2 separate regions of the Homo sapiens genome follow, and region 2 is linked to region 1. Evidence: read pairs that join two places in POLR2A ChIA-PET (ENCODE). Cell type or tissue: OCI-LY7. All regions are shown on one strand. Links, peaks and the distances in the headings refer to the core of each region. The heading gives the core; the rest is flanking DNA. Region 1 overlaps CUX2 (cut like homeobox 2). Region 2 overlaps CUX2 (cut like homeobox 2).

Region 1 (15,520 bases), core at 7,017-9,516:
TCTCTTCTAACTCCAGCCAGTGGGTGACCCCATTCCCTCTGCCTCTCCAAGTCCGTAGAACCCACACCCTGTGGCCCTTTTCTGCAGAAAGAGCTAGAAACAGGTGTTGAGAATTTATTTAAAGAACCCAGCAGCCTTTTCTGGGTCTCCCAAAATTGTAGTTTCTCAACTTGACAGAGATTGCTTCTCAAAAACGGGCTCTCTCTTTGAATGCTAGAAGAAAAAACAAGCAACATCTCATCCCTCACTGGTTTTACTGTTGGGGGTCTTGAAATTTCTTTTATTAATACTTGAATTCACTGTAGAAAATGGAGAAACCACGGACCAGCTAAAAGAAGCAAATAAGTGTCTCGGTGGGTTATTTCAGATGAGCACGGTGCTATTTTGACCAGAGGGAACAGCTTTTCTGATGGTGGTGGTGGTTTTTCTTTCTTTTACTTTTTTCCTTATTTTTTTTTTTAAACTCTCCTGTTAAAAAGAGGATTCTATCTTCGAACTTGACATTCTGTCATGGTAACCTTTCTTCCGGCAGATGGGATTTCAAACGTGAGCACCTTGGCTAGTGCTAAATATATGGTCCTGGATGATGGTAGACAAGGCTGCCCAGAAACTGTGGTTTTCTGTGCTGCTTCTGAAAGGGCTGAATTTCCGGTGGCTTCCTGGCTATCTAATTCAAAGGCCGGGCCTGGCAGAGGTGAAGCATTGGAAGGGGACTCAGGTGGTGACCTGCCTTTGTTCCTGGCCTTGGGATTCAGGGTCCCATCTTCTGTTTGATATTTTTCCTCTGGGGGTGCTCATTATTTATGATGGTGTCATATACTGGAGGGTGTCAGGGATGGTAGAGGTTGGCAGGGGGGAAGGACCCCAAGAACTGTATTCTGTGTGGCCTTTAGTGCTCCTGGGTGAATCATCCCACATCCCAAGTCTCCTGCTTCTTAACCCTTGAAGTCAGCTGGCTGTGCCCAACTTTGCTGTACGAGTTATTGTAAAGGTGAAGGATGCTGACACCTTTGTGGGTCACTTAAATGCATTGTCTTCTTCTTTTTTGTTTTTTCAAGATGGAGTCTCGCTCTGCCACCCAGGCTGGAGTGCAGTGGTGCAATCTCAGCTCACTGCAACCTCCGCCTCCCGGGTTCACGTGATTCCCAAGTAGTTGGAACTATAGGCGCATGCCACCACGCCTGGCTAATTTTTGTATTTTTAGTAGAGACGGGGTTTTGCAGTGTTGACCAGGCTGGTCTTGAAGTCCTGACCTCAAATGATCCACCAGCCTCGGCCTCTTAAAGTGCTGGGATTACAAGTGTGATGACCTTGGGCCCCTCCCCTTCTTTCTCCATCATGGTCGTGGTGGTGGGGCTATTGACCTTTTAAGCAATATTTTTGAAACAAAAAATTATGTCTAGGATGGAGTTATTTGGTTTCTAAGCCTCAGTGAGCCCTTCACCAAAATGGCTTGTAGTGTTTTGGAGGATGTAGACATTATATTCCTATCATGGCCCAGGCGAGGTGGCTCATGCCTATAATCCCAGCACTTTGGCAGGCTGAGGTGGGAGGATTGCTTGAGGCCAGGAGTTTGAGACCAGCCTGGGCAACATAGTGATACCCCTTCTCTACAAAAAATAAAAAAATTAGCTGGACATGGTGGCACCTGCCTGCAGTCCCAGATACTCAGGAGGCTGAGGTGGGAGGATTGCTTGAGCCCAGGAGGTGGAGGCTGCACTGAGCTATGATCATACCATTGCACTCCAGCCTGAGCAACTGAGCAAGACCCTGTTTAAAAAAAAAAAACGGAAAAAAATATACTCCTATCATGTTTAGATTAAAATTCAAATTTTTTTTCCCTGACAGATCCCCCAGGATCTGCCCCATTCTCTCAATCTCTCTGGCTCCCTCTCCAACCACTGTACCGCAGCGGCCTTCTCTTTGTCCCACAAACACATCAAGCATGTCCCCACCTCAGGGCCTTTGCATGTATGCTTTCCTCTGCCTGCGACCCTTTCCCTCCCATCTCTCTGTGGTTGGCTCCTTCATCTCTTTCATTCTGAGCCCAAATGTCGTGACCACTCAGCCTAAAGAAAACTAAAGAAGCTTCCACCACTGTTTCCCCACTGTAATATGCAGATGTGCTCCCATATTGCTAAGGACACCCCAGAGGGTTTTGACCATAGAACCCTCTCAGGGTATGGTCTCTCTCTACACATGCTAGGTTTACCATCAGATGGGGCCAACCTTTTTCTATAGAGTTGGATAATAATACACTGGGCTTCGTGGACCATAAGCCTCCACTCTGCCATTAGCATGAAACAGCCACAATGAGAATGAATGGACGTGGCTGTGTTCCAATAAAACTTTATTTATACAAACAGGCAGGGGGCCGGTTTTGGCCTGAGAGCTGTAGTTTGCCTGCCCTGGGTCTACTGGTCTATGTCATGGCTGTCATATATAGGCTGTGGCATGGCTGAAATTTTAACTTTTCAGTTAAGAGTATTAAAGTGGATCAAACTCAGTTCCCAAAACTTGTTCTTGACCCTTTCCCTCCAGAGAGAAGCATGAAGAGTCAGAGCAGTGAGAGGCCCCTGCCTGGCTTCAAATCCTGGCTCCATCACCTACTAGCTGTGTGACCTTGGATGAGTCACTTAACCTCTCCAAGCCTTACTTTCTTTGTCTTTAAATGGGACTAATAATAGTCTCCGCCTTCTAGGTTGTTCAGGAAGATCAAACCACTTTGAACATGAAAGTGTTTAGCACAGTGTGGGGCACACAGTTGCTGCCCTGTGAATCTGAGTGACTTCCTATTGTCATTGGTATTTTTAGAGTATGAGAGGAGAAAACCAAATAAACAGCAGCGGCTGGAACTTGCTGGCCTTGCAGGCTGTTTTAGAGATTTCTGAGCAAGTTTTCTCTTCTCTCTTACTCCTTTGGGGTTACTATATTAGTATTGTACTAATATTATATGTAGTATATTTTGGGAGTTCTGACCACAGAAATTGCAGACGGGGAGCTATGTCTGGCCCATGGATGTGTCTGTCTAGATTAGTGAGATATTTAAAAACACTTTTGTGTAAGTTGTCAGCATTTAAAACACAAGAGATTTACCTAAGAAATCTAGGTGACCAGTGTCCCCTGAAAATCAGGAGCTCTGGCCACTGTGGGCAGGTCCAATGGAGAAGGGGAGTGGAGACCTGGGAGGGACATTTCCAGGCAGAGGGAACACCCAGTGCCAGGGCCCTGTGCCAGGGGTCCTCAGTGGGTCAGGCCAGCTGTCGGAGTCCTGAGGAGGGTCTTCTCTGTAGTTCAAGGCCACAGGCCGCACCTTCCCAGTGCCTAGTTCCAGAAGAGGCTGCATTTCCAGAACAAATGAAAGGCTCCTGACCAATGCATGAAGATACCCGGTTAGTAGGGTTCAGAGCCTGCTGTCTCTGCTTCTTCCCAGGAGCCCACACCCCCAAAAGTGGGCCTGTGGCTGTCCCCCGAAACCCCTCCGGAGCACACCCCAGCCTCTGCCAGTCTTCAGTTCAGCCCAATGAAACAGCAGTTCCAGGATATGCATTTGCCATTAAAAACAAAGAAAGAAAGAAAGAAATCAATCCTTCGGCCTCTTTGGCCTGAGCTGGTCGTCTGCCCAGAGACGCTGGGGGGCCCAACGGTGCTTAAGACTCTGTGAGCCGCCGTCGCTCAAGCTGGACGGGGTAAATGGCTCCCGGGGAACCATTATGGTCGATTGACTTGCCCAGCCGCCGGTGTGGACTGTGGGTGTTGCGGATCCGGAGACCACAGGGGTCACAGGGGCCGCCAGTCCAGGGCAGATTTCCCTGAGTGGGGCCATCACTCCTAGGCCTTGCTGCTACAGATGCCTGTGAGTGTCTGTCATCTGCTACGAGTGTCTATGGGTGCGGGTGTCCCAGGGGATGTGGTGTGAGCTGCGGAATCAAGCCCTACACCCTCCACCCCCAAAGACTACCTGGACTCTGGAGCCAGCAGGCCTCGGTTCAAATCCCAGCTCTGCCACTTACCAGCTGTGTGACCTTGGATGAGTCAATTAACCTTTCTGAGCCTCACTTTTCTCATATATAAAATGGGGATAATAGTAGTAGCCACCTCCTTAAGAATTGTTGTGAGGACTTTTATTATTATTTTTTTGAGACGAGGTCTCAGTCTGTCACCCAGGCTGGAGTGCAACGGTGCCATCAGGGCTCACTGCAGCCTCAACCTTCTAGGCTCAGATGATCCTCCCATCTCAGCCTCCCAAGTAGCTGGGATTATAGGTGCACCGCCACCACGCCTGGCTTTTTTTTTTTTTTTTAACGTAGAAGTGGAGGTCTCACCATGCTACCCAGGCTAGTCTCGAACTCCTAAGCTCAAGTGATTCTCCCAACTCAACCTCTCAAAGTGCTGGGATTACAGGTGTGAGCCACCGTGCCCAGCCTGTTTTGAGGATTAAGTGAGTTAATGCATATGAAGCGCTGAGATCCATGCCCAGCACATTGAAACATGATATAATGTTAAAGTGAATAATAATTGCTGTTATCCTTCACTCCAGAACTGTACATTCACCACTTACGGTATAAATAATTATATATAAAAAACAAATACAATAACTAATAATTACATATTAAAGATGATATAGTAAGCAAGGAAGGCAAGGTGCCAGCTCTCTCAGAGCCCACAGGCCATGGGACGAGTGGATGCACATGCCATTTCACAGACGGGCAAGGGGAGTAGATTCCGAGACAGTATATGGCAAAGGAATTGCCTGGGTCTGGACCTCAGGGGATGCTTCCTGGAAGAAATGACCCTTCTGTTGAGATCTCAAGGACAAGGTTAGGGAAAAGCATCTCAGAAGAGGGAACAGCATTTGCAGAGACCCCGAGAAGGGTGGAAGAATTGTGCCTCCAAGGAACTGAAGAAAGCAGTATGGCCGGGAGAAGATTCTGAGCAGGTTACTGGGCCTGTCTCATTCTCACTTTTGCCACCTGCCAATGAGGAGTAGGGATGGAGGATATAATACGACACTGCATGGTGGCCGGGTGCGGTGGCTCATGCCTGTAATCCCAGCACTTTGGGAGGATGAGGCGGGCAGATAATTTGAGGTCAGGCATTTGAGACCAGCCTGGCCAACATGGTGAAACCCCTTCCCTACTAAAAATACAAGAATTAGCCAGGCGCGGTGGCTCACGCCTGTAATCCCAGCACTCCGGGAGGTACCATTGCTATACCCATCTTCCAGATGAGAAGACTATGCCTCTGAAAGGGGAAATAAGTTGCCCAAGGACACATATCTAGGAAGAAAGAAGTAGAGCTAGGATTTGAATCCTAGTTGCCCTGTACATACTCACGAGACAGAAATGGTAGTAGGAGAAAGGGCATTCCATGAGAATGCATCTTGCCCATCTTCGACTTCAGGGAGCGTGATAGGACCCGTGCTGCGCTGGAAATCCATCCCATAGCTGGCCCAGCCAGGGGCAGAGTGCAGCAGAAATTCTGGCACAGACTCGTACCTGGGACACACGGGACCCCTCTGCTAACTCCATGGTAGTCTAGGAGCTTCCGTCAACCAAACAACCTTCCTCCTGTCCTTCTGTCCTCTCTCCTTCACACTGGCTCCCTCCGGCAGGTGCAGGTGTTGACCCTTACAAATCTCTTTGCCATATGACCCTGCCTTCAAGTCTGTTTCTTGTCCCACAGGAAAGAAGAAATGGGATTGGGACATCTGCATAAGGCTCTCAGGGTGTAGGAGACGCTCCGTTGAGGTCGCTGTCATGTCTTGGGGGAGGCTGGGGAGCTGTCACTCCCAGCACTGTCTCTTTCCTGGTTGCCTGTCCTTACTTGCCCTCAGGTTTTAGGATCCCCTCATCCTATCCCCCTCCCGTCCCCTGTCATTCTCCCCCTCTTTATTCAAGCCCCTGTGGCCTCCTTGCTGTGCCTCAAACAAGCCAAGCAGGTCCCAGCTTCAGGGTTTTGGCACTTACTGTTCCCTCTCTCTGAGACAATTTCCAAACACCTCCCTTCAGTTAGTTTGGTCCTTTGCTTGAATACCACCTCCTCAGAGAAGTCCTCCTTGACTTCTCTTTCCAAATCAGCTCCCCTCTCCTCACTCTGCCTCACCTGATGTGATAATATTTATTTGTGTATTTATTTGTTCATTTGTTTACTGTCTGCCTCCCTCTCTGGGGAGGGCAGGGACATAGTAAGTGCTCAATAAATATTTGATTGATGGGTGGCTGAATCCACAGGAGGGATGAGGTAGGGGGCAGTTGCCCCTCGACTTCACCTTGAGGGGCAGTCTTGGGGGACCCTTGGCTGCTACACCCCTCACTGGCTCTTGAAAGTTGCTGGGAATTGGGCACCGGCCTCAGGCCTGTGGCGAATGAGGGTTTGTTTACCTTTAGCTCCATCAGTCTCGCCTTAGGGTGACCTCAGTTCCAACCTGGGAGGCAGCTCCCATCTAATTAGTATATCTATTTATTAATTGCTGGAAGGCTGCAGGCCATAAGCGATGATTTGGTGGCCTCAGCCATAGAGAGCTGAAAGCATCCCTACAGCCTGTGAGATGGCTGTCATCCAGGACACAAGACAGCCAGTTAATGTCCTCGGACCCGGCTGACATTCCTGACACTGATTCCCAGGCCCACTGGATCATCCCAGCAGGCATGAGAAAGCGGCCTGGGTCTCTGGACAGTGATCCCAGGGTTGAAGGGCTTTCTTTCCCACCATGCGCAGGGACCCCTCGTTTATAATCGGGGGGAGACCCATCTTTCCTTCTTTGGCTGGGCCCCAGTTTTTCTATCTAGAATGGAGCATCCCTGGTTTGTTGAGACAGGTCATTTATTCATTTGATGAGCATTATTCAGCCCCAGCTATGTGTCCCAAGCTGCCTGAGGTGTTGGGAGTGTAGCACAGAACAAAACAGACCAAGTCCTGCCCTCATAAAGCTTCTACTTCATAATCATTTGGAGGTAGAACTACTTTTCTTCAAGGATCGTGAGAAGTAGAAAGTGACAGCTCCATATAGACACTTGGCCTAGGGCTGGGCATGTTGTGAGCCTTTCCTAATGGTGATTATTATTGCTATTTATTATCTTTATTAGCAATTGTTATTATTATCTTTCTTAAAATGGGAGGGCATTTCCTGTTGAATTTCAGTTGCCTTGGGAGCTGCACCTGCAATGATGGGCGCTGGGCTCGGAGCAGTCAGATCTTGCTTCAGACCCCGGTCTTGCCACTTCCTCACTGAGAGGCTTTCGGCAACTCCCCAGTTTTGTAAGCCTCAGCTTCCTCATCTGTAAAATGGGACTGAAACACAGCCCCTACCTCATAGGGACATTGAGAATATTTGATTTGATGCAGAGCCCATAACACACACTTGGGACACCATCATTCCCCAGTAAACAGGAGTGACTAGTATTACCTTTATTATTATTGCCATCGTTGTTTGTCATTCACCTCCAGGCCCTCACTGCTCAGCTCAGTGGTGCCCAAATCTGGGTGGAGCCTAGAGATTCGTTTGCAGTATTAGCTGCTCAGGTATCAGATGAGAGAAGCTCACCTGAACTCCAGCCAGGTGCAGGAACCCCCACCACACCCTGTAAGGACAGGAATCTAACCTGGGTCTTCCTCCCAGCCCGGCCCACCCGGAGCCAGCAGCCAGCAGCCAGGTGCGCTGGCTCTTTGCAGAGAAGCTTGGGACAGGAGGTCAGGCCTCCCTGCATGCCGCTTGGCAGGGCTTAGCAAGGCTGGGCCTGGCTTTGTGGTTCAGAAGACAGCTTGCGGAGAGACCAGTGCAGGCCTGGGATTTCTTTAACAAATGGCGCCTGCACTCTTACTGCCATGCAAGCCAGTGTTCACAGCCCTTTGTATTGTCTTATTTTTAATTCCCACAGCAACTTTATGAAGGGAAAACGATGACCATTCCCATTTTACAGATGAACAGAGTGAGGCACAGAAGGCTCAGTCCCTGGCTACATTGCCAGGAAGCGGCCCAGCCTGGACTTGAACCCAAGACCCAGGGCTGTTGGCCACCCGTGTTCCTGCTCTGGACTCACTAATGGCCAAAGCTGCCCCTCCCAGGACTGATGGCTGTCTCACGCCACTGCCGAGGTCCCCCCATCTACAATCACTATGTCAGTATTTTTCTCTTTATGCTTTATTTTTATTTATTTTTTTTTGAGACAGAGTCTGGCTCTGTCGCCCAGGCTGGAGTGCAGTGGCGCAATCTCGGCTTACTGCAACCTCTGCCTCCCAGGTTCAAGCAATTCGCCTGCCTCAGCCTCCTAAGTAGCTGGGATTACAAGCGTGTGCCACTACGCCTGGCTGATTTTTGTATTTTCAGTAGAGACGGGGTTTCACCACGTCGGCCAGGCTGGTCTTGAATTCGTGACCTCATGTGATCTGCCTGCCTCGGCCTCCCACAGTGCTGGGATTGCAGGCGTGAGCCACCACGCCCGGCCCCTTGCTGTTCTTTTTAAAAACCTCTGAAGATACCTTGCCACTGTCAACTCATGGAAATGGATTTGGGCCCCAAAGCCTGAGAAGCATGGGTCAGGGGAAGGTGAGAGAAAGCTCCCGGTTCCCAGCGTGTCTCCCAGCCTGGAGAATGAGCACCACCCGGCCATCCATCCCCGGCCCCCGCTGGGTCCCGGAGCCGCGTGGCGCGCCCTGTCGTCCGGCCTGCATTCCGCGAGATGGAATTCTCGGCTGGGGCTGATAATAAGCAGGTATTGATTGCTGCCGTGGTCATTATCAAGATTTATTTAGTCAATATGGCCTCCCCGGTCAATAAATCGTGTCGTTGATAAAGAAGGAAGGAGATAGACTTGTAGCCTTTATTAAAAAAGTTTTTTAGATTTTTTTTTTAAAGCCAAGTCCAGCCCTCCTTTCTGTGGCTGTACCAGCCACACTCTACAGTTCGCGTTTTTACCTTATAAGCTCTTTCTTTCCATGGCAGACCTTATACTCATTGCTCTGACTCCAAGAAGCAAGGACTTGGGGCTGGGGCTAGGGCTGGAGAATGGTCCCTGACCTTTGTTCTTTCATTGAATCCTCCCAGCATCCCTTGGGGCAGGCTCTGGTGTCACCCTATTTTGCAGCTGAGGCTACTGAGGCCCAGGGAGGTTCATTTACTAGCCCAAGGTCACACAAGACTCGAACCCAGACAGTCTGGCCAGAGTCTTTGCTCTGAATCTGACATTCATCCATCAAATAGCAGGTATTTCTTGAGCACGTGCTATAGGCCCCGCACAATGCCAGCTGCTGGGTGTGGAAGGGCAAGCTAAACAAATAAATGTGTAATGACAGAAATAGAAAGAATGGAGGAAAGAGCGCTGAAATCACATGGAGGGGCCGCCTGTTTATTTAGGGTGATGATGGAGGCCCACACTGGGTAGGTGACATTTAGGCTGAGACCTGAACCATGAAGAGGAGCTGTGCAGGCACAGTTCAGGCAGGGGAGCTCACAGCTCCAGGAGGAGCCTGTGCAAAGGCCCTGAGGTGGGACTCAGCTTGTAAAGTCCTGGAACCAAAGGGAGGCCAGTGAGGCTAGAGAGGGGAGAAGAGGGGAGGGAGAGAAGTCACAGGGGGAGGTGGTTACTGCTCACGCAGGCCCTTTTAGACCACGGTAGTGGCTGGATTCCTTTGAATTCTATTATCATGGAAGTGGGAAGATACTGAGGGTCTAAAACGGGAGAAACGAGATCCAATTTATGTTTGGCTCCCGCTGGGTTCAGCCTGATAGGAAACATTGAAGGGAGGGAGGGGACGTTTGGAAAATAGGCAAAGGACAGCATCTGTGATGAACTGGATGTTGTCATCTCTGCCCAGAGAGGAGTTCTTCGTGGCAGGAAGCCTTTGGGCACGCAAACGTTTCGAGGACTAGCACTCTACAGCATTGTGGGAGTGGAGAGATTGCCATGGGAACATGCCTGGTACCCCCAGCAAGGTGGGAGCTGTGCTTCCTTGGTAAGCGTATGGCTGGTTTTCTGTGTGAGTGGCCAGCTGGTGTGGATTTGTAGGCTTTTAGCGGCAGGCATGCAGTGGGCAAGGGGCGCCTTCTCTCCTGGACATAGAGCTGGTGCAAGGAGGGTCATGGGGGATTGGGTTATGTTCTGAGAAGGGCCCTTTGCCCAGTGGTCTCTGTGGGCATTATTACCAGTGTGTTTCCAGGTGCCACTTGTTAGGAAAGGCCATAAAAAGATGAGGTGACTAAGACGGCGTGGCTGTAGAGCCCGGGCCACATGCAGGTATTCTGTCCCAGGGGGTCGTGTGCTGACTTTCATATATGGGGATGCTGTTAGGTGTAAGAGAGGTTGAATGTCTACCTGGGGGACTGCAGGGGATGTGGGCTGGAGTATGGAATAAAGAGAACTTTTTCACCTTTTAGTTTTGTCTAATCTATGAGCACCTGTGGACTGGAAGTAGCAGGGGTTGGGGGATCACCTCTTTATCATCCATCATCCACTCATCCACCACCCACCCAACATTGTCTTATCTACTCATTCATAAATCTGCTCTCTCATCCACTGTATCCATCCACCTAACACTTTATCCAGCTGTACTTCCCCATTTCTTACTGATCTTAACTATCCATCCATCTGTCCACTCATCCATCCATCCCATGAATCCATCCATCTATCCATCCATGAATCCTTCCATCCATCCATTCATGAATTCATCCATCCATCCATCCATCCATGAATTCATCCATCCACGAATTCATCCATCCATCCATCCACCCATCCACGAATTCCTCCACCCATCCACCCACCCATTCATCTATCCATTCATCCACTTAGCCACCCAGCAACCTTCTCATCCACCCATCCACATATTTGTGCATCCAACAAAAATCCCTTCCTCCATGCATGCATCCATCCAACATCTACTCAGCCAACACTAGGAATGTAAAGATGAAAAGAAAGCAGTCCCTGTTCTTAAGAATGCTTTAGATTGGTGGAGGAGTCAACTGTAGTGAAATAACCCCAAAATGACATAATTAGCACAGTAATCAGAGGCTGTACACAGAGCTGTGGGGAACAAGAGGGGAGACAAACACTGGCCCTGCAGGCCTGTGAGGTTGGTGAGGGCTGCTGGAGAGGGTTCTAGACTTGAGACGTGTAGTTCTCCCCTCCTTCCCCATCTGGATTCAGTGATGTTCTCTAGCCTAGGTAGAGGGTGGGTGGTCTCAGAAGGCAGCCTGCCTTCAAGGAGACACCACAGGAACCATGGTCACCAAACCCTGGATGGGCCCAGGAAGGACCAAGCTCTGTCCTGTAGCAGATTGGAGCCCAGCAAGGTCTTTTTGAGAGAGACTTTTTTGGGCAAGGGGGATGGTCTGTGACCAAGGAGGTGGACAAGGCAGATCATCAGGTCTGCCACTAGGACAGGGGCTCCCTGGTTTTACTGTTCAGTGCAGATTAGCAGCCCCTAACCTCTGCATGGTGCTTGGAGCCTGTCAGAAATGGTTCCACCCACCTATGCTGTTGGACCACCTCCCATTCTGCAGAGGAGGAAACTGAGGCAAAAGGGTATATGAAGGAAGGCAGGGCAGAGAAACCCTTCACCTACATCCTCCTCTCCTGCTCAGCCACATTTATAGAGCATCTGGCTCACACTGTATCTCCATTTCTGTATCTCCCACCCACCCTGCCGCTTCCCCCACAGAGCCCCCTCTTGGCCCTCCTGATACTACATTCTCTTCATTTTCCTCCTACCTCTTGCCGCCACTTCCCTGTTTCTTTTCAGACCCATCCTCCTCTGGCTGGCCTCTAATTATGTTGGTCCTTTCAAGGTCCATCTCTTCTCACTCTGTGCCCTGACCCTGTGTGACCTCATCTGTATCCACAACATCACTGCCTCCCAGCTCTCCAGTCCCTGCCTCTGGGTGTCAAACCTCTCTGTACAATAGCCTTCTTGACATTTCTGTCTTTCTTTTTAAGCCACTTTATTTGACTTTTCTTGAATGTCTGTCTCAAAGATGTCTCCAGGTCAAGACGTTCAAAACCTAATTTTCTCTCCATTGTAGGGTCTTCATCTTAGGGATGGCTCCATCCGGGTCTACAGGACAGAAACCTGGGAGCTACCCTGATTACCTCCCTCTCCTGTATGCCCCCTATGTCCAGTTCATCACTAAATCCTGGGGATTTACCTCCTAGATACCTCCTGCATCCCATCTCCTACCTCCATCTCCACCATCGTCACTTGGACCCATGCCCCCATTGCCTCTCCCGCTGGACTTTGGTCTCCTAATTTCTTCCTTTGCTGACTCTGGCTTCTCCACTCTTTTGACCACAGCAGCAAGTGAGGTTATTAAAAACTTGTTAAGAATTTTTTAATAGAAGTTTAGGAAGAAGAATTTCTAGGGGACGATGAAGAGAGGTTGGTTAATGGGTACAAACATACAATTAGATAGAAGGAATACATTCTAATGTTTGATAGCAGAGCAGGGTGACTATAGTTAACAGCAGTGTATTGTGTATTTTAAAATTGCTAGAAGAGAGGACTTGGAATGTTTCCAGTACCTGGGTGATGGATATCCTAAATACCCTGACTTGGTCATTACACATTCTATGCATGTAACGAAATATTACATGTATCTCATAAATATATACAAATATTATGTATCAATTAAAAATGCATTTTGTTTTAAAAAGTACCATTTCCAATGGCCCTCCATTGCCTTTGAGGTGAAAGCCTCAATGTAACTAACCTTCCATGCTCAGCATGGACTGGTCACTGCCCTCTGTTCTTGGTTTATAGTGTCGTTCAAGTCTTCTATTTTCTTGTTGATTTTCTGTCTAGTTGTTCTTTGCACTGTTGAAAGTGGGGTGTTGAAGTCTCCAACTGTTGTTAAATTGTCTATTTCTCCATTTCTGTCAATTTTTGCTTCATATATTTTAGTGTTCTATTAGGTGCATATATACATTTATAATTGTTATCTCTTCCTGACAGATTGGCCCTTTTATTTAGCAAAGGTCCTTCTTTCCCTAGTAACTTTTTTTTTTTGTTTTGTTTTAGAGTCTATTTTGTCTGATATTGGTATAGTTACTCCCAGTTTCTTATGGTGGCTGTTTGCATTATATATCTTTTTGTATCCTTTAATTTTCCATCTGTTCATGCCTTTGAATCTAAAGCGTGTCTCCTATAGACAACATATAGTTGGATCATGTTTTTTATTCAGTCTGAAAAACTCTGCTCTTTGATTGGATTGTTTAATCCATTCATATTTAATGTTATTATTGCTATGGTAGAATTTATGTCTGCCATTTTGCTTTTTGTTTTCTATATCTTTTTGTTCCTCTATTTCTCTTTTACTACTTTCTTTTGCATTGAGTGAATATTCTCTAATGTAGCATTTTAATTAGTGAGGTTTTTTTTTTAACTATATTACTTGAGGATTTTCTTAGTGGTTTGTGCTAGGGTTTACCATATATATTGTAACTTATAGGAATCAAGTTCAGATTTATAGCAGTGTAATTTCAGCATGCCTTTCATTCTTTTTTAATGGACACATTATAATTGTACATGCGCCCTCTGTTCTTGATCCTGAGCCACATTCCCTATGCTCGCCATGTTCCAGTCACACGTGTCTTCTTTGTTTCCCCGGCACCATAGCCCCCATGGGTGACCTGCTCTCTCTGCCTGCGACACTCTTCCCATACTTCTTCCCATCAACTCCTCCCAGATCCTTGGAGCTTACTCAATATCACTTCCTTGGGGCAGCTGCCTGCTCCACCTTGTATGGCCCCATGAGGCTGTGCACCCCAACTTTACAGCACTTACCATAGCAGGTGTCAGACATAGCTCTGTGGGTTACTGATGAACACCGGCCTCCCTCTGTGGATTGTCATCACCATGAGGGTATAGAGCAGCTTGTCCCCAGAACTGAGCAGCAGAGGGCAGAGCACATAGTAGGCCCTCAAAAAAAAAAAAAATCAGTCAAATGAACAAACAGGGATGGATGTGAGTGTGATGTGAGTGTAATGTGAGTGTATTTGTATACTTACGTGTGTATGTCTGCATCTTTGTGGGTACATATCTTTGAGTGTGTTTGTGGGTCTTTTAATTTTTGTGTCTGTGTCCTTGTATGTGTATCTTAGTGTGTTTCTGTGTGTGTGTCTTTGTATCTGTGTTTTTCTGAGTATGTCTCTGAATGTGTGCCTGTGTATCTGCATCCACATGTGGGGATCTGTGTGTGTGTGTCAGTGCGTGTCTTTGTTTATTTGTGCACCTTAGTATGTCTGTGTATGTGTTTGTGTGCTCATGCTCCCAGGCAGAACTTCTTTCAACATCTCCTTGCCATGCAATTGTATTCTGTCTAGTTTGGTGTGGCATTTAATGACTTCCCCAAAGCTAAGCATGGCCACTGCAGAGTTGATCTCACTGTGATGGAGGTGACACGGGCATGTGGGGCCAGTGGCAGGCACTGCCTCCCCAGGATTGCCTGCTGTACCTGCTGAAGCTCCCCCACCCCCACCTTCATCCCTTTGAGGGGAAAACCCCAGACGGGTAGCTAGGTGCAGGGGCAAAGCAGGGTTATTGCCGAACAGACTGGCTCTGCTCTTGCCAGATACATGAGGCCGCCAGAGGACTGCTCAGTGCCTCAGTTTTCTCATCTGCAAAATGGGGATAGCAAAAATAATCCCCTCATAGCATCTCCACATGGAGGAAATGAGCGCCTGTACATGCAGGGCCCAGCACGGCGCCTGGCACATACCAGGGGCTCCAGAAATGTGATTTTGTTTCTCGTGCTTGCTCCCCGGTGGCTCTTGCCCCAGCAGTGGGAGAGTGATTTTCCACTAAGTCCCACTAATGACAAGAAACGCTCTTCCTTCAAGGGGGCCCTTTCCCAGTGTCATCTCTGGGGCCATCCAAGGGCTCTAGTGAAAGCAAAATCCTAACCCACTTAATGCTGAGATGTTCAGAGGCCTCCCATGGACACACAGCATTTCCCCAGCAGAGATGGGATTTAGCCCCAAGAGTATTCTATGAATCTGCCACGTACTTCCATAGTCTCCATCCTTAGCATTCTGTCTCACTATCTCCGCTTCTACATCCTCCATACTCCTCACACTTCCCAGCATTGCATTTTCTGTTTCCTCTGCCTGGAACACCATTCACATTGCTCTTCGTGGGCCCTGGCCCTCTTTCCCTGACTCTGCGCTGGGTTGGATGTCTTCTTTTAGGTCTCACTTGGACATCCCTGGCCTGGGCTGCTTTCCATGTTTCCAGATGATTCCCCAGTTCCTTGTTGGTCTCCCGTATCAGACGGTGAACTCATTACCATACATTAAAGCTACAGTACTTGGCATGGTGATTGGTAAACATTGAATGCCTGGTGGCCTGATCAGAGGTTACCTTTTAAAAACTCAGAGCTGGGCGCAGTGGCTCACGCCTGTAATCCTAACGCTTTGGGAGGCCACGGCGGGTGGATCATCTGAGGTCAGGAGTTCGAGACCAGCCTGGCCAATGTGGTGAAACCTGTCTCTACTAAAAATACAAAAATTAGCCAGGCATGGTGGCACACGCC
Region 2 (15,520 bases), core at 8,286-10,785, 65 kb after region 1:
TAAATCACCCTGGGCAGCAGCCAGGTGTGGGAGCCAGCCGACAAGGAAGCCACCTGGCAGCTCTCCCTCCGAGGGAGGATCTAGCAAGCTCAGGCTTGTGGCGGTTGTGGGCATCCGAGACTGTTTTGTGCACTTGTCCAAAGCCGACTGACATCTGAGCATTGGTGGCAGACAACTGAGAGGAGAGTGGCATGAGATTTCCCCTGAGCCTGGCACCACACTGTGCCCTGAGCCCACCCCACCTTCAACCATGTCACGGACATGTTGATGATGAAATACTCAGGCTCATTCAGTGAGGCCCTCTGCCTGGGCCAGGCCTTGTGCTGAAACAGCTTGCATGCATGATCTCGTCTAGTCTTTGTAGAAACCCCTCAAAGTAAATCCTTATTCCTATTTTATGGGGAGAAAGCTGAGGCTTGGAGACATTTTGGAGTCTTCCAAATCTGTGTAGAAGTTCTAGTTCTTCCAGTTGCCGAGTGACTTCAGGACAGCTCCTTAACCTCTCTGAGCCTCTGTTTACCCACTTCGTAGTGGGTAGCAAAAGTTCAATGAGACAGTGTAGCTAAAACATTTAGCTTGGCAGTTTGCGTAGTAAGTGATCAAAAAAAAAGCTGTTATTGTTATTACTATTGTTACTATCTTATCTTTTTGCAAGGTGATATTCCTTACCAGTTTAATGATACCAACAAGATTTGAAGTGGATGCCTTGATGTTTACAGAAAGGGGTTATTTTTTAGGAATAAAACACTTTATTTTTATTATTATTAGCAACAGATAATTTTGTAAGTTTCCTGCCTAGAGGGGACACTCCTCTTACCTTGACGGTCTTATTGGATGGGGGTGAAGCTTTTTCTATTTCATGGATTTTTGCCTCCCTCACTGGGATGCTTTGAGCAAAAGGTCTGGTGTATAGTAGATGCTCAACCAATGCTTGTTGGATGGGTGGACAAGCGGTGCACCATGCTCACTGTGGCTAACGGGTGATTGGGTTCGGGAACGACCTGGCAGTTTCCCATAAACAGGGCGCCTGATGGAAGCATCTTCCCTTTGCAGAGTTGTTCCTGGGTGCTGGGAACATACCTTGGAGTCAGTCACTTAACTGAGTGTGATGGCCAGAGATAAAGGAGCTGGCAGGAAACTGAGATGCTATCTCTCAACTCGAAGACCAGGGAATGGGTTAGAGGGAGTGAATATGACCTTGACAGACAGGCGTACATCAACTGTGAGGGAAACTTCATTCATTCATTCATTCAGTGAACATTTCTGTGCTCAGTGCTGGGATGCAAGGAGATGCCCTGTTGGGGCCAAGTGAAAGAAGAGAACTGGTTGATGCATGAATCTCAAATAGACTTTTCAGGGACTTTGTCACACTTGGGGAGGATCTGGGGCCACTGTCTACTATAACAGGCAGGACTCTTACGGTTCTATCTGAGAGAAACTTATCTGGAGTCAACTTAAACAAAAGAAAATTTTTATTGGCTCATGTGACCTGAAACGGTCAGGTGTCTGCCTTCAGGCATGGCTGTATCCAGCTGCTCAAATGGTGTTATCTCATCCTACTCAGATCTTGGCTCAGCTTTTCCCCTGTATGGGTGGGCTTTGTTCTGAGCCAGGATTCTCCCCTGGCAGCTGTTTCACCACCTTGGCAGCTCCCAGGGAAAGAAAGCAGCTCTTTCCTAGGCTTTAGCAAATGTCCTGGGATTCCCCCTGATTGGACCAACTTGGATCCATGCATTTGCCCAAGCCGTTCCGACCACCTGGAATGTCTTTCTTTTACCTAAACCTAACCTATTTGTGCTTTGAGTCCTGCCTAAGCGCCACGGCTACTACTAAAAGCCTCCTCTCTTTCTGTCTTTATTGTTGTCTGCATTTTCTCTCTCTTGGGGCACAATCATCTTTTTTATGTCTTCTAATTCCAGCATGTCCTGGCTGCACCATGTTCATGTTAGGTAGACTAGGGTCCTTCATAGGCCAAAGCTTCCTTTTTCTGCCTTTCACTCTTCCCCCCTCACATAGTATAAAAAACAGGATCCGTGTTGAATGCATGCATGGATTTGGGGCGTTAAGAAGGATTTAATCGAGAAGCCAAATCTCAGGATGGCTCATGGGAGGTTTGTGGGCTAACAAAGTCCAAAGAGAAGCCCAGGAATTATCTTCTGAACCCCATCATTTGCAGAGGGTTCCAAAGCTTTGGATAGTCACACTGGCCAGGTGGGGAGCTGGGAAAAGGGGAAGAGCCTGATTCAAAAGCCAGGTTTCCCTGGTTCAAATTCCAGCTCTTCACCCTCTGGCTGTGTGATGCAGGGCAAGTTGCTTTACCTCGCTGTGGCCCTGGTTCCTCATCTATAAAATGAGATAATTCACACAACATATTGAAGGAAAGGATCTGGCACGCAGTATGGACTGCTGGCCATTATCTTTATTGCTGGGTTGTTTTCAGAGCCGCCAGGCCAGAAGAGGGGTTTTAAAGTCCGTTCCTGGTTACCAGAGGAGGAAACAGCAGCCCATTGAGCTTCAGAGACACCTGCAAGTTCATGGAACACCAAGAGTCAGATTGGCCCCACCTGGTGACCTTGACGCCTTTCAGGACCACCTGGGCTCGCAGCCAGCTGTGGCCCTCAGAGAATGTGGATGCTTCTTTTGAAGAAAGGACAGGGATAGGGAGGGGACCCTGTGGCTCCCATATTGGATGAATGGGGCGTGAGTCTTGGTGGTTCTACCCGAAACACTCTGTTTCTCCCAGCCCGGTTTTCCCAGGCATGCCTTATAACCTGTTCTCCTCTAAGGAGCCGTCCTTGGCTGATCTGTCCAGGGACCTGGGCTCATCGCTATCCCCAGAATTGACTCGGGGGCCACATTGAGGGTCAGGGCCCTGCGCTGGGGTGAGCCCCGTTCCCTGGGTAGTGACCTTCACTGCTTCTGGTGCTAAGATGTATGGCCTGCCTCTCCCCAGGCATTTATTTCTGCCTCTTCAGAAATATTTGGGGGTGATTAAAAGGAAATATTCATTTAACTGTAATGAAATGGGGTTTGGGGGTTTTGGAATGATCAGCCATGGCCTCGGGGGCCCGATGCTGGTTGATTTGATCACTGAGTTGATAGGCAATGGCTATTGATTTCTGTCCGCCTCCTCCCAGGAAGGGGCTGACGGAAGAGGTGACTCAGCAAAGGGGAGATGTTTTGAAATTCAGGAGAGGGCTAGTGTGGGAAGCTGGAAAGCTCTGTGTGTGTGTGTGTGTGTGTGTGCTCACGCACGTGTGCATGTGAGCTCTCCCTGCCTCTCCAGAGCCTATACTGCACACCCCCAGGGAGATGGGGAATGTAGATTGCTTCCTCTCCAGCTGCCTTTCCCAGGAGTATCAGGAGAATAACTGGGACTTTGGAGCCACACAGACCTGGGTTTGAAGCCTGCATCTGTCATTTCCCAGCTAGGTGGTAACCTTGTGCAAGTGGCTTCACCTCTCTGTGACTCAGTTTCCTCATCTGTAAAGTGGGTGAACAGTAATACCTGCTGCATGGCTGTTCAGAGACTTAATTGAGAATTTCTCTAATGGTAATTCATGGCAGCTCTGATTTCACTGATATTAACTAATAATGAGTCTTTTTTTTTTTTTTTTTTGAGACAGAGTCCCTCTCTGTTGCCCAGGTTGGAGTGCAGTGCCATGATCATGGCTCACTGCAGCCTTGACCTCCTGGGCTCAAGTGATACTCCCATCTCAGCCTCTTGAGTAGCTGGGACTACAGGCATATGCCACCACGCCTGGCTAATATTTTTATTTTTAGTAGACATGGGGTCTTGCTGTGTTGCCCAGGCTGGTCTCAAACTCTTGGGCCCAAGCGATCCCCCCACCTCAGCCTCTCAAGTAGCTGGAACTGTAGGCTGGTACCACCATACCTGGCTAATATTTTGTAAGGATAGGGTTTTGCCATGTTGCCTAGGCTGGTCTCAAACTCCTGGACTTAAACAATCCATCCACCTCGGCCTCACAGAGTGCTGGGATTACAGGCATGACCACAGTTGGAACTACAGGCAGGTGTCACCATGCCCAGCCCCAGCTAATATTTTTATTTTTAGTAGAGATGGGGTCTTGCTATGTTGCCCAGGCTGGTCTCAAACCCCTGGACTTAAGCAATTCACCCACCTTGGCCTCCCAAAGTGCTGGGATTACAGGCATGAGCCACTGCCCCCAGTCCTGGCTAATATTTTTATTTTTAGAGGAGATGGGGTCTTGCTATGTTGCCCAGGCTGGTCTCAAACTCTTGGGCTCAAGTAATCCTCTCACCTCAGCCCCAAAGTATTGGAATTACAGGTGTGCACCACCATATCTGGCCTAATAATGAGTCTTAATTCCTGATAGAAATAAGAAAAGGTACCAGGTAGGTGCCAAGGAAGGGGTGATAGATTTTGACTGAGGCAATCCTGGAAGACTTCCGCGAGAAGGGCCTTGAATGATGACACTTCCAACAACATGTGACAGAAAGGGGTGGGACAGAAAACACATTTCTGTTTCAGGAATTCATAGGCACAAAGGCAGGGAGGCATAGAATCTCTGGTGAGATGGAAGAACAGATGCTGTCCATTATGGCCGGGAGAGGAAAGAAGGACAGGGGACAACCTGGGGACAGGGAGAGGCAAGGATGTAGTGGAAGAGAAGTGTTGGGCTTTGTGTCAGCAGCTCAGTTGATAGGGTTGCTGGACAGGCTGTGTGCAGGCAAGGCCCACATGGTGGCAAGATTGTTGCATTTGAAATTCAGAAGCAATGATAACACGCAATGCCACCTTCCATTGGCTGGACAGTGTGTGCCAGGCATTGCGTTAACTTATACCATCTCATTAAATCCACACTTCTGTCCCCATTTTACAGGTGAGGAAACTGAGGCTCTTTGTAACATCTACAGGTGTACCCAAATGTACAGTTTTTGGTGACAGTGGGCCATGTCCCTTTGAATCACACCTAAGGTCTGCCAAGACCCCCCGGTGGCCTTCCTGCTCTGTGGCCAAGCCCACAGGCCCCTCACACAGCCTGCCCACCTGGTGTGCACCTGGAGTCCTTGAGCCCATGTAAGTTTCTCCTTTGCAGGAACTTTTTTGACATCTGACTGGGGTGCATCCATTCTTCTTCAGGATTTCCTGCCTCATCTAATCAGGCAAAGATGTCATGTACATGTCACTTACAATTCTTTTCTCCATGTTCCCAGCTAAGTTCTTCTGTTGCCTCAGGGAGTTCCGGGAGCTGCAGGTTTCACCTGGGGAGGGCCCAGTGCTGCAGTTCCCACCGTATTCTGTTCTTGCTGGCTCTAGGAAGTTGGGAGTATTGGGACATGTGCCCTGGCAGGCAGAATGCCCGTCCTCTAGGTGAGGGAGCAGAGGGTGCAGGGAATGGAAAGGTCTGGGATGGGGCTTCTAAGTTACAGTGAGAAAACAAATGCCTGAAATTAAAATTCAAGAGGATGAAAAGCAAATAAATGAGATAGGGCAGTTAGGGAAAGCTTTGGGTGTAATTTATTTAAACTTTTTTTTTTTAACTTTTCATTTTGAGATAATTTCAAAAAGACTGACAAAAAGTTACAAAAACAGTACAAAGAATTCCCCAGATTCCCTGAATGCTGACATCCAGCCTAACCACAACACAATTACAAAGTCAGAAAAATTAACGTGGCTGAAACACCATTACATAATGGACTGACCTGACTCAAATTTTGCCAAGTGTCCCACTGATGTCGTTTTTCTGGTCCAGAGTCCAGTTCTGGATCATGTGACGCATGGAGTTGTTATTTCCCCATAGTCTCCCTTAATCTCCAACAGTTCTTCAGTCTTCTTTTGTCTTTAATGGCCTTGACACTTTTGATGAAAACTGGCCATTTATCTTGAAGAATGTCCCTCCATTTGAGAATGCAGGGTGTTTACTTATGATTCGATTCAGGTTGTGCATTTTGGGCTACAGGAGTGATGTTGTGTCCTTCTCCATGCATTGGATCAGGAGGCACCACTGCTGTTAACTTTGGTCACTTGCTCAAGGTGAAGACTGGCTGGATCCTCTGCTGTAAAATTATTATTTTTCCCTTTGTAACTAATAAGTGCTTGTGTGGAAACATTTTGAGACAATGTAATACTCTCTGTCATCATTCTTTTGCCCAATAATTTTAGCATGCATCGATGCTTCTTGCTTGAAACAATTATTGCTATGGTGTTTGCCAAATGGTGATTTTCTGTTTCCGTCATTACTTCTACATTTATTAATTGAAGAGCTTTTTTCCTTCTTCCCCATTTATTTATCTATTCAGTTTTTTATTTATATCAGTGTGGACTCAGATTCATATTTTAATCTGTTTCCCCTCTCTCTCTGCCACCTCCATACCCACTGTCTCTACCCACTATCTTTTCTCTCTCTTCCCCCACCCCATCTCCCCTCTCTGTCTCCACCCATTTTCCCCCTTCTCTTTGCCCCACTCTCCTCGCCCCACTCTCCTCTCCTTCACTTTCTCTTTCTCCCTCTCTCTCTCTTTTTTTGCAACTTTTTTTCTTGCTGAAGAAATCAGGCTGTCCTGTAGAGCTTCTGTCCATTGGGTTTGGCTGAGTGCATCTTCATGGTGTCATTTAATGCTCTCCTCCATCCCCTGGGTCTCCTGTGAACTGGTGGTAACCCCAGAGGCTTGATCAGATGCCAGATTGACATTTTTGCCAAGACCACATTGCAGGTGGCCACATGCCCTTCTGGTAGAGGCACACGAGGTCTGGCTATCTCCCTTTCAGGGCATGGAGATTGATTGGTGGGTTCAGGAGCTGTCAGCCGGTCCATCCATTGTCAAGTTTCCCATCAGCTTTTCATCTGCTGGGTTTCATGACCACTGATAATCATTGCCTGGGTCCATGAATTCATTAGGGGTTGCTAAATGTGCTTACGTTCTTCCTGTCCCTCTTTCTCTCTCTTAGCTGGGCAATTTTCTCTACAGGGAAACCGCCCCTCATCAATTATTTGTTTACCCTGAAGGAAAGTATGTTTACAAAAGGGAAGATAGATGCTTAAATCTTTCTCTTTATTTGCTGGTTTTCAAAATAATGAGCTGGTTCCCTAACATCCTCCAAAGGTGGCCTACGAGAGTTTTAAAAAATATCATTGTAAGCCCATAGTTGCAAGTGTAACAGAAGTGTCTTAATCCATTTCAGTTACTGCCCTTATTTATGCTCCGACTGTCCCATCTCTGGCATGTGGGGGCCTCTGACCCCTCTGGACTGCCCCAGCGACCTTGGATGCCCTTCTTGCTTTCTGGGAGGACAAGTTGATCCAAGCTCATTCCATATGTTTCCCACCTCAGTCTTGGACTCAGGCTTTGCTCCAGGGATCCCTGGACTAATGGTATTTAGAGACCACAGTCTGGGTGCTGAAAGAACAAATGTACAAAACATCTGTTATCACACAGGTTGGGGCATTTTTGGTAGTCCACAGTGGATAGGATGGTGGAGAAGGGGAAAGGCAATGGCTTTGATCTTGGATCTCATCTCTTTCCTAACCCAGTTGCAGGTTAATGAGCCACTGGAAACCATTAAATTACTTCTCCAACTTCTTCATTTAGAAAGCAAGGGTGGATCTCCCCCGATCTCTAACAACTTCTTTTTGTTTTTTGGTTTGAGATAGGATCTCACTCTGTTGCCCAGGCTGGAGTTCAGTGGTACAATCATAGCTCACTGCATCCTCCAACTCCTAGGCTCAAGCCATCTTCCTGCCTCAGCCTCCAGAGTGGCTGGAACCACAGGTGCCCACCACCACACTCAACTAATTTTTTTTTTTTTTTTTTTAAGTAGAGACGAGGTCTTGCTTTGTTGTCCAGGCTGGTCTCAAACTCCTAGGCTCAAGCAATCCTCCCACCTCAGCCTCCTGAAGTGCTTCATCTCCAGCTTCTTAATTAGTATTGGCATTTTACTGGGGAAGGTCTTTGAGGTCAGAGACGCCCATAGACAACCAAGGCCACTTGTGATCCATCCATCCCCAGTTGGATGCTACATGCTTTTGTTTTGCTACTTGACATGATACAATCTAGCACAAGGAGCTTGTCACTGCTGTTTGCCTCTTAGCATCTTAGGTTTGAGGGGTGGCAGACAACAAGAGAGTTCACTGAGGGACCTCTTCTTCCCCCAGCAAATCCAGACCAGACAAATGCCATATAATATCCCTTCGCCAGAGTGACTCAAACATTAATACGGGCCTCCAAGTGTTACCTCTGCCTTTATCTGAGCAGGCTGCATTCTACATTTGAGGTTAAAACTCACATTTCATTTTTATATGCTGTGCTTAATCCAATAATGATTTCTTGTTACAAACAGAAATAATATCTTTCAGCATAGTTAATCAGAATAGACTTAATGCTGTCACTATTTATTAACCTTTGTTGAAAAGCAAGAAGTTTCTCTCTAATCTGTGATTGCTGGTCTTGTCAGGCTCTATCAAGTGAAAAAACAGTTTTGGCATTCATTAAAACAGTGCGAATCCTGAAATGACAATTGGAGCTGGATGGTATTTGGTGCATGAAATCTTCGTTGTGTTCACCAGGATAACTGAGAAGGCTGGGGAGGCGTGAAGGGGGAACCCACACGTTCAAAGGACTGAGTGTTTCATCCCCAAGTCCCTCTTGGATAAAGAAACTGTTCTTACGAATTGGGAAAGTGGGGCAGAGGATGGGGTGCAGGGGAGGGGAAGGGTGAGGCCTGCTGGTGCCTCTTGCCAGAGAAACATCATTAGTTCAAGACAATGGCTTTTGGCCAGGCACAGTGGCTGACGCCTGTAATCCCAGCACTTTGGGAGGCCGAGGTGGGCAGATCACCTGAGGTCAGGAGTTCGAGACCACCGTGGCCAACATGGTGAAACCCCATCTCTACTAAAAATACAAAAATTATCTGGGCATGGTGGCGTGCACCTGTAAACCCAGCTGCTCAGGAGGCTGAGGCAGGAGAATCGCTTGAACCCAGGAGGCGGAGGTTGCAGTGAGCCGAGATTGCATCACTGCACTCCAGTCTGGGTGACAGAATGAGACTCTGTCTCAAAAGAAAAAAAAAAGAGAGACAATGGCTTTGAACTTGGATCTCAGATGCCTCATCTCTTTCCCAACCCTATCCAGCGCTAATGATCTACTGGGAGTCATTTATTCACTTTTACTCCTCCCCACAACTTCTTTTTCATTTAGTAAACAAGGTTGGGTCTCCCCGATCTCCAAGGCCCACATTCAGTTGGAGTCCAGTTGAAGATGTCCATCAAAGCAAAATGGCAGCCATCAGATGTCAAACTTCTACGTTAATAGAATCCTTTGGCAGTGATCTCAACTGGTAGTCCTCAAACTTCAGCATGCATAAGAATCTCCTAGAGAGATTCCCCATTCCCAGGAATTTAATAGGCCCGGGGGTACTTGAACTTCTGCATTCCCAGGTGATGCTGATGCTGCCTAAAGCACACCACACTCTGAGTAGCAAGGCTCTGTCAAATAACAAGAAAACCCAACAGTACAGTTGGCCAATTGCTGGGCCTTTCTGGACTTGAATTACAGAGTTTGAGTCTTGCTAACGGCAGCAAGTCCCCTAAAGGCAAATTTGCCTTTAAAAAAAAAAGAAATGAAAGCTTTGAACTTGCAGAAGCCTCTTGCAAGGGGAAACGGTTCTCCCACGGGGCTTCTCCTTTCTTTTTCCCTCAAAGAACCCACAGACATGTTTCTCAGGAAGTCCCTGTGGGGTCTGTACCTCCCAAAGGTGATTTGGAGAAAAATCTAATCTAGTAAAGAAGTCCTGATGCTGGGAGGCCTGGGCGGGATATTCTGCTAAGCAAAGAAAGTGGTTGCTCAGGACTTGGGTGAGGGATCGAGGTCTGTGGCCAATTGATCTCTCCTCTCACAAGAAGGGTCGAGTGGCTCAGTGAGTTTTGCCCATGTCAACGGGGAGGTGAGCAGGTGCTGTTAATTATTTAGGAAGAATTAAGCAGTCTGGGTGGGTGGGTTTTATGCTCTGTTTGGTAATAAAGATTGCTGCAGAAAGGAATTTTAAAATTCAGTATTCTCATTTGCCTCATATTGCAAAGAAGCCGAACCTGGGTTTGACTGGTGGAAGCATCTGGAATTAGTGAACCACCTTCTTACAGTGCAGAAATCAATGTTTGCTGCATTAATTGCATGATGCTGAAACCCCGCTTTTTATTTCTGACTCGCAGAGCTATGGCCTAAGAAATCTCTCTTAAGCGGCGTTCTGGGGCTTTTGCTGTTTCCTTAATCTGTCTGGGCGTGGGGAAGGAATTGCTTCATCATGGAGGTGTGACACAGGGGGACGTGGGGGGAACTTTTGGACAAGCTGTGTGCTTTGGGGACCTAATGGGGAGGGCCTGGGAAGCCCACAGCAGGACTTGAGGATCTGGCTTCTCTTAGGTAGCCGTACTCTGTCCTGACTTCCATCTCCTGAGAGTTTCCAGCTCATCGAGTTCTTTTAGGTTAAAATAAGCCTTAATAAAGAAGTTCATGTTTTTCAGCTGGACAAATGTCCCTTGCTTCTCCTGTGTTTTATATTATAACCCTTTTGGAATGTGGACACCTTGATCCGAGGCATAACTTGGCCAGCATTTTCCTAAGTACTGGGTCATTGGACAGCACCACTGTGCTCACCCCGGCTGGGTTCAGCGTCTCTGCAGACTGAGCCTCAGTGCTTGGCACTTTGGACAGAAAGTGACGCGTATCTGAGGATAGACATATTTGGAGGATTTGAGGCATATTTTATTTGATTTGAGCCATATTTGGAGGAAAGCATAGGAGCTTGCCAGGGAGGGAGGAAAGTAAGGGCATCCCAGGCAGAGGGAACAGCATGAACAAAGACCCTGAGGCCTGGAGCCCCGAAGTTAATAGAGTAGGAGTGATGGAGGGGAGCCGGGAGGGGTAGAGAGGACCCGCTGGGGAGGAGCCTAGGAAGGTGCATCAGGCCTTGACCATCTGACTCAGAACTTGTGATTCTCTCCAGTAGATGGTGGCAAGCCTGGCAAAGTGTCTAAGCAGGGGATGAGATGACTGGTGGAGTTTTAATTTTCATACTGTAATTTTTTTGTTTTTGTGTATATTCCATGAGCTTTGACCACAATCAGAATATGGAACAGTTCCATCACCCCCCGAAATTTCCTTGTTGCTGCTCCTTTACATCCAACCCTTCCCCCACCCCCTACACCTGACAACTGTTCTCTGACCACATTGCTTTGCCTTTTTCCAAATGTCATGTAAATGGGATGATGCAATATGTGATCTTTTGAATCTAACTTCTTTAATTAATTAATTTTTTATTTTTATTTTTTGAGACAGAGTCTCGCTCTGTCACTCAGGCTGGAGTGCAGTGGCACGATCTCAGCTCACTGCAACCTCCACCTCCCAGGTTCAAGTGATTCTCCTGCCTCAGCTTCCTGAGTAGCTGGTACTATGGGCATGTGCCACCACACCCAGCTAATTTTTGTATTTTTATTAGAGATGGGGTTTCAAACCATGTTGGCCAGGCTGGTCTCGAACCCGTGACCTCAAGTGATCCACCTACCTCAGCTTCCCAAAGTGCAGGGATTACAGGCGTGAGCTGCCGCGTCTGGCCTCACTTCTTTAATTTAGCATAACACATTTGGGATTCATCCACATTGTTGCAAGTATCTGTAGTTTTTTCCTTTTTATTACTGAAAAGTGTTCCATTGTGTGGTCATAGCACAGTTTGTTTATTCATTGACCTGGTGAAAGATGTTCAAGTCATTTGCAGTTTCTACCAGTTTCAAATAAAGCTGCTAAACATTTGCATATAGGTTCTTGTTTGACCATAGCTTTTATCTCTCTAGGATACATACCTAGGAGTGGGATTGCTGGATCATTTGATAAGTGCATGTTTAACTTTTTAAGAGATTGCCAAATTTTTTCTAAAGTGGCTGTACCATTTTGCATTTCTACCAGTAACATATGAGAGTTTCAGTTGCTCTACAAGCTCACCAGCATTTGATATTATCATTTTTTTTTCTTTTTCAATTTTATGCATTCTAATAGGGGCATAGCAGTATCTCATTGTGGTTTTCATTTGCATTTCCCTAATGATTAATGATGTTGAGCATCTTTTCATTGCTTATTTGCTGTCCGCATGTCTGTTTTAGTGATGCTTCTCTTCATATATTTTGCCCATTGTTTAGTTGGGTTGTTTGTTTTCTTCTTGATGAATTTTGAGGATTCTTTATATATTCTGGGGATCAGTTCTCTGTTAGATAGGTGATTTGGAAATATTTTCTCCCAGTGTGTGGCTTGTGTTTTCATTCTCTGAAAGTGCAGGTAAAGATGCTGCAGCCGTGAATGTCTCTAACTCTGCCACACTCCAGCCATACTGGCCTTCTTTCAGTTTCTCAAGAAAATGAACCTCTTTCCTTCTCCAGGGCCTTGTCCTAAGCTGTGCCCTCTGTCTGGAATACACCTTCTCTCATATCTGCTGTAAGAAATCTTTGCTTAGCTCCAAAGATATTCTCCTATGTTTCTTTTGGAAGTGCTGTTGCTTTAGCATTTATGTTTGGGTTTGTGATCTGTCTCAAATTAATGTTTGTGTATGATGTGAGATAAGGGTTTGAGGGTCATTTTCTTTTTTCTTTATGGATATCCATTTGTTCTAGCACCATTTGCTGGAAAGATTTTATTTATCACTTTCCATTGTTTTGATTCCTTTATTCAGAAAGCAAATGAGCATCTAGGTGTGGATCTATTTCTTGGCATTTTATTCTTTTTCATTGATCAATATGTCTATCCTTATAGCATTACCGTACTTTATTGATTACTATATCTTCACAGTAAGTTCTGAAATTGGATAGATTAAGTCTTCCAACTTCATTCTTCTGTTTCAAAGTTTCTTTGGATATTCTGTGTCCTTTTAATTTTATGTAAATTTTAGAATTGGCTTTTCAATTTCTACAAGAAACAAACAAGCAAACCTGCTGGTATTTTGATTGACATTGCGTTGAATCTGTAGATCAATTTGGAGATAATAAAATTTCTTTTTTTTTTTTTTTTTTTTTTTTGAGATAGAGTCTTGCTCTGTCGCCCAGGCTAGAGTGCAGTGGCGTGATCTTGGCTCACTGCAAGCTCCACCTCCCAGGTTCACGCCATTCTCCTTCCTCAGGCTCCGGAGTAGCTGGGACTATAGGTGCCTGCCACCATGCCCGGCTAATTTTCTGTGTTTTTAGTAGAGATGGGGTTTCACCATGTTAGCCAGGATGGTCTCAATCTCCTGACCTCGTCATCTGCCCACCTTGGCCTTCCAAAATGCTGGATAAAATTTCTTAATAATATTGAATCTTCCAATCTATGAACATGGTATATCTCCATTTTCTACCCCATGCTCTTCCCCTGCTTACTCTTACTCCTCTATCAGGTGCCAGTTTAAGTGTTATCTTCTCAAGGAGGTCTTTGTTATCTCCTGACTCGATGATCCAGCTCCTGTTATACCCTCTGGTGCCCCCTCTTTTTCTTCTTGGAACTAATCACAGTGGTATTAATAATTATTAATGTGAGTATCTGTTTTGCATTTGTCTCCCCCACTAGACCATAAGTTCCATACAGGCAAAGATCAGGTCTGCCTTGTTCACAGACTAGCACACAGTAAGTTGTCAATGAAGATTTATAAATGAATGAATGAATGAATGAACGAATCCCCTCCTATTCTTTGACATAGATCTGAGAACACTGGCTGTTGTCATTCACAGTTTGATGAATACCTTGGTCTCTGTTTGCTGATGGAGAACCCAAGCCCTAATCCCTCACCCCTTTCTTGGCCTTCTGCCTAAGGCTTAGTTCCTGCTGATATGCATTATATGTTGAGAACTCCTATTCATTTGACAGGTAGATGTGTGTAATTATGATTTTTAAAAATGAAATTATACATCTACAGAGAATTTTTAGGTAATGATTATAATACAGAAGTTTAATTTATCTGGGGGAACGAAAGATGTTGCTTTCACAGCATCAGTCAGAGCATTGGAAAAACCAGTGGTGGAATCTTGATTGAATTAGGCTGTGCTTATAATTAGGAAATGCCAAGGCCTGCAGAATATTGAGAAGTGGTGAGGACAAAGTGATGCAATTAAGAGTCTCTTTTCCCCCCTTTCAGCAGTTTAGAAGCATTGTGTTGTTAACTAATTGGTTTGTGGATGCTACTTGGACTTATAGATTTCATTCTACATTTTGATCCCAAGTCAATATATAGGCCCTGGCATTAATTAAATCCCCAGGGTGAGCATTTCTATGGAAGACTTTAGGAAGAACTTTCTGAGAAGGAGTGTGATTGTTGGGACAAGTTCCCGAGGCATATTACAGGATGTTGGTGATTCAGAGCAAGTTGAGAGAGAGAAGAAGCCCAAGAATGGAGAGTCCTGTGGAGGACTCGACTTTTGGAAGAGACCAGAGATAGTTTACTCTGAATTGGATCTGGAGCTGGTTAATATAAACAAAACAGAAACTCAATTGGAATTCCTTCAGGGCTTTCCTGAAGAGCAATGGGAAAAAAAATCTAACTTTATCACAACCAGAGATCATAATTTCCTCCAACAATAATAGCTTATGTTTCTATGGTGCACTATCTCATTTTAGTTGGAGAACATTCTGGTAAAGCAAGGGCACATACATTCATCCTTATTATTTTCATACCACGGACTGTGACTGGCCTGAGGTTGCAGAGCTGGCAAGTGGCAGATTCAAATGTAAATCATTAGACAGCTAATACTGTGCTCCATTCCTTACACCTTGCCAATGAATTCATATTAATTGAAGTTTTCCTCTTAGAGGCATATGATCTAGGTTGAAAAGAGGGTAAGAGGTTTTAGATGAATGTTTGTGGTTTTGGAGAATATGGTGATATTGCTAATAGTAGTCATGAATTCCACTCATTGAGCAATGTATCAGTAAGTACAGGCTACATTATGCTGCAGTAACAAAAGACCCCCAAATTTCAGTGGCTAAACTTAACAAAGCAACTTTCATACTCGCATGACCCATTCATTGGCTACATGTCCATCATATATGGGCAGTGGACTTGGCTCATCAGTGTCTCTTTAGGGACCCAGGCTGATGGTGCAGCCACCAGCTCTGATGTGCCATTCACCATGCTAGAAGTATGGAGACCTCTAAGGGTCTTGTACCTATGGTAAAATGCTCCACTCTGGAAGTGACACATCACTTACTCATTGGCCAAAACTAGCAACTTGGCCTCATTCAACCACAAGAAGCCAATAAACACAATCTTACCTTGTGCATGGGAGAGAGAAATCCAGAAATATTTGACAAAACAGCATGAATGATGACCATAAGCACTCAGTAAACAACAAGGAGTTCCTCTGACCCTACAACAGACCTCCAAGATGACACTGAGAGCTAATGGTTATTGACTATTTACCACATGCCATGTACTGTTTACCTACAGAGCACTTTTAACCCCACAACAATCCTATCAGGTAGATACTCTGAGTATTTCCATTTCACAGATGAGAGGACTGAGATTCCAAGA

The links. ChIA-PET counts read pairs that join two places held together with the same protein. Peaks named below come from ENCODE experiments on the same cell type or tissue, not always from the same donor. Only the 100,000 strongest peaks of a DNase experiment are listed, where the experiment ranks them.
Region 2: POLR2A ChIA-PET joins it to region 1 with 10 read pairs; 3 of 35 experiments call an interaction of 5 or more read pairs at or near these places.

The regions. Positions count from the first base shown.
Region 1 is chr12:111,038,510-111,054,029 of GRCh38, forward strand. The region is part of intron 1 of CUX2 (cut like homeobox 2); the gene reads left to right. Among named protein-coding and RNA genes, the nearest start is that of CUX2, 12 kb to the left of the region's middle. RefSeq lists an enhancer at 2,465-3,231. In OCI-LY7, for the core only: no CTCF peak of the experiment used is centred there; no DNase peak of the experiment used is centred there.
Region 2 is chr12:111,102,264-111,117,783 of GRCh38, forward strand. All of the region lies in intron 1 of CUX2 (cut like homeobox 2), which reads left to right. Among named protein-coding and RNA genes, the nearest start is that of CUX2, 76 kb to the left of the region's middle. RefSeq lists an enhancer at 2,406-2,907. In OCI-LY7, for the core only: no CTCF peak of the experiment used is centred there; a DNase peak (open chromatin) is centred at 9,588; H3K4me3 peaks cover 845 bases; H3K27ac peaks cover 876 bases.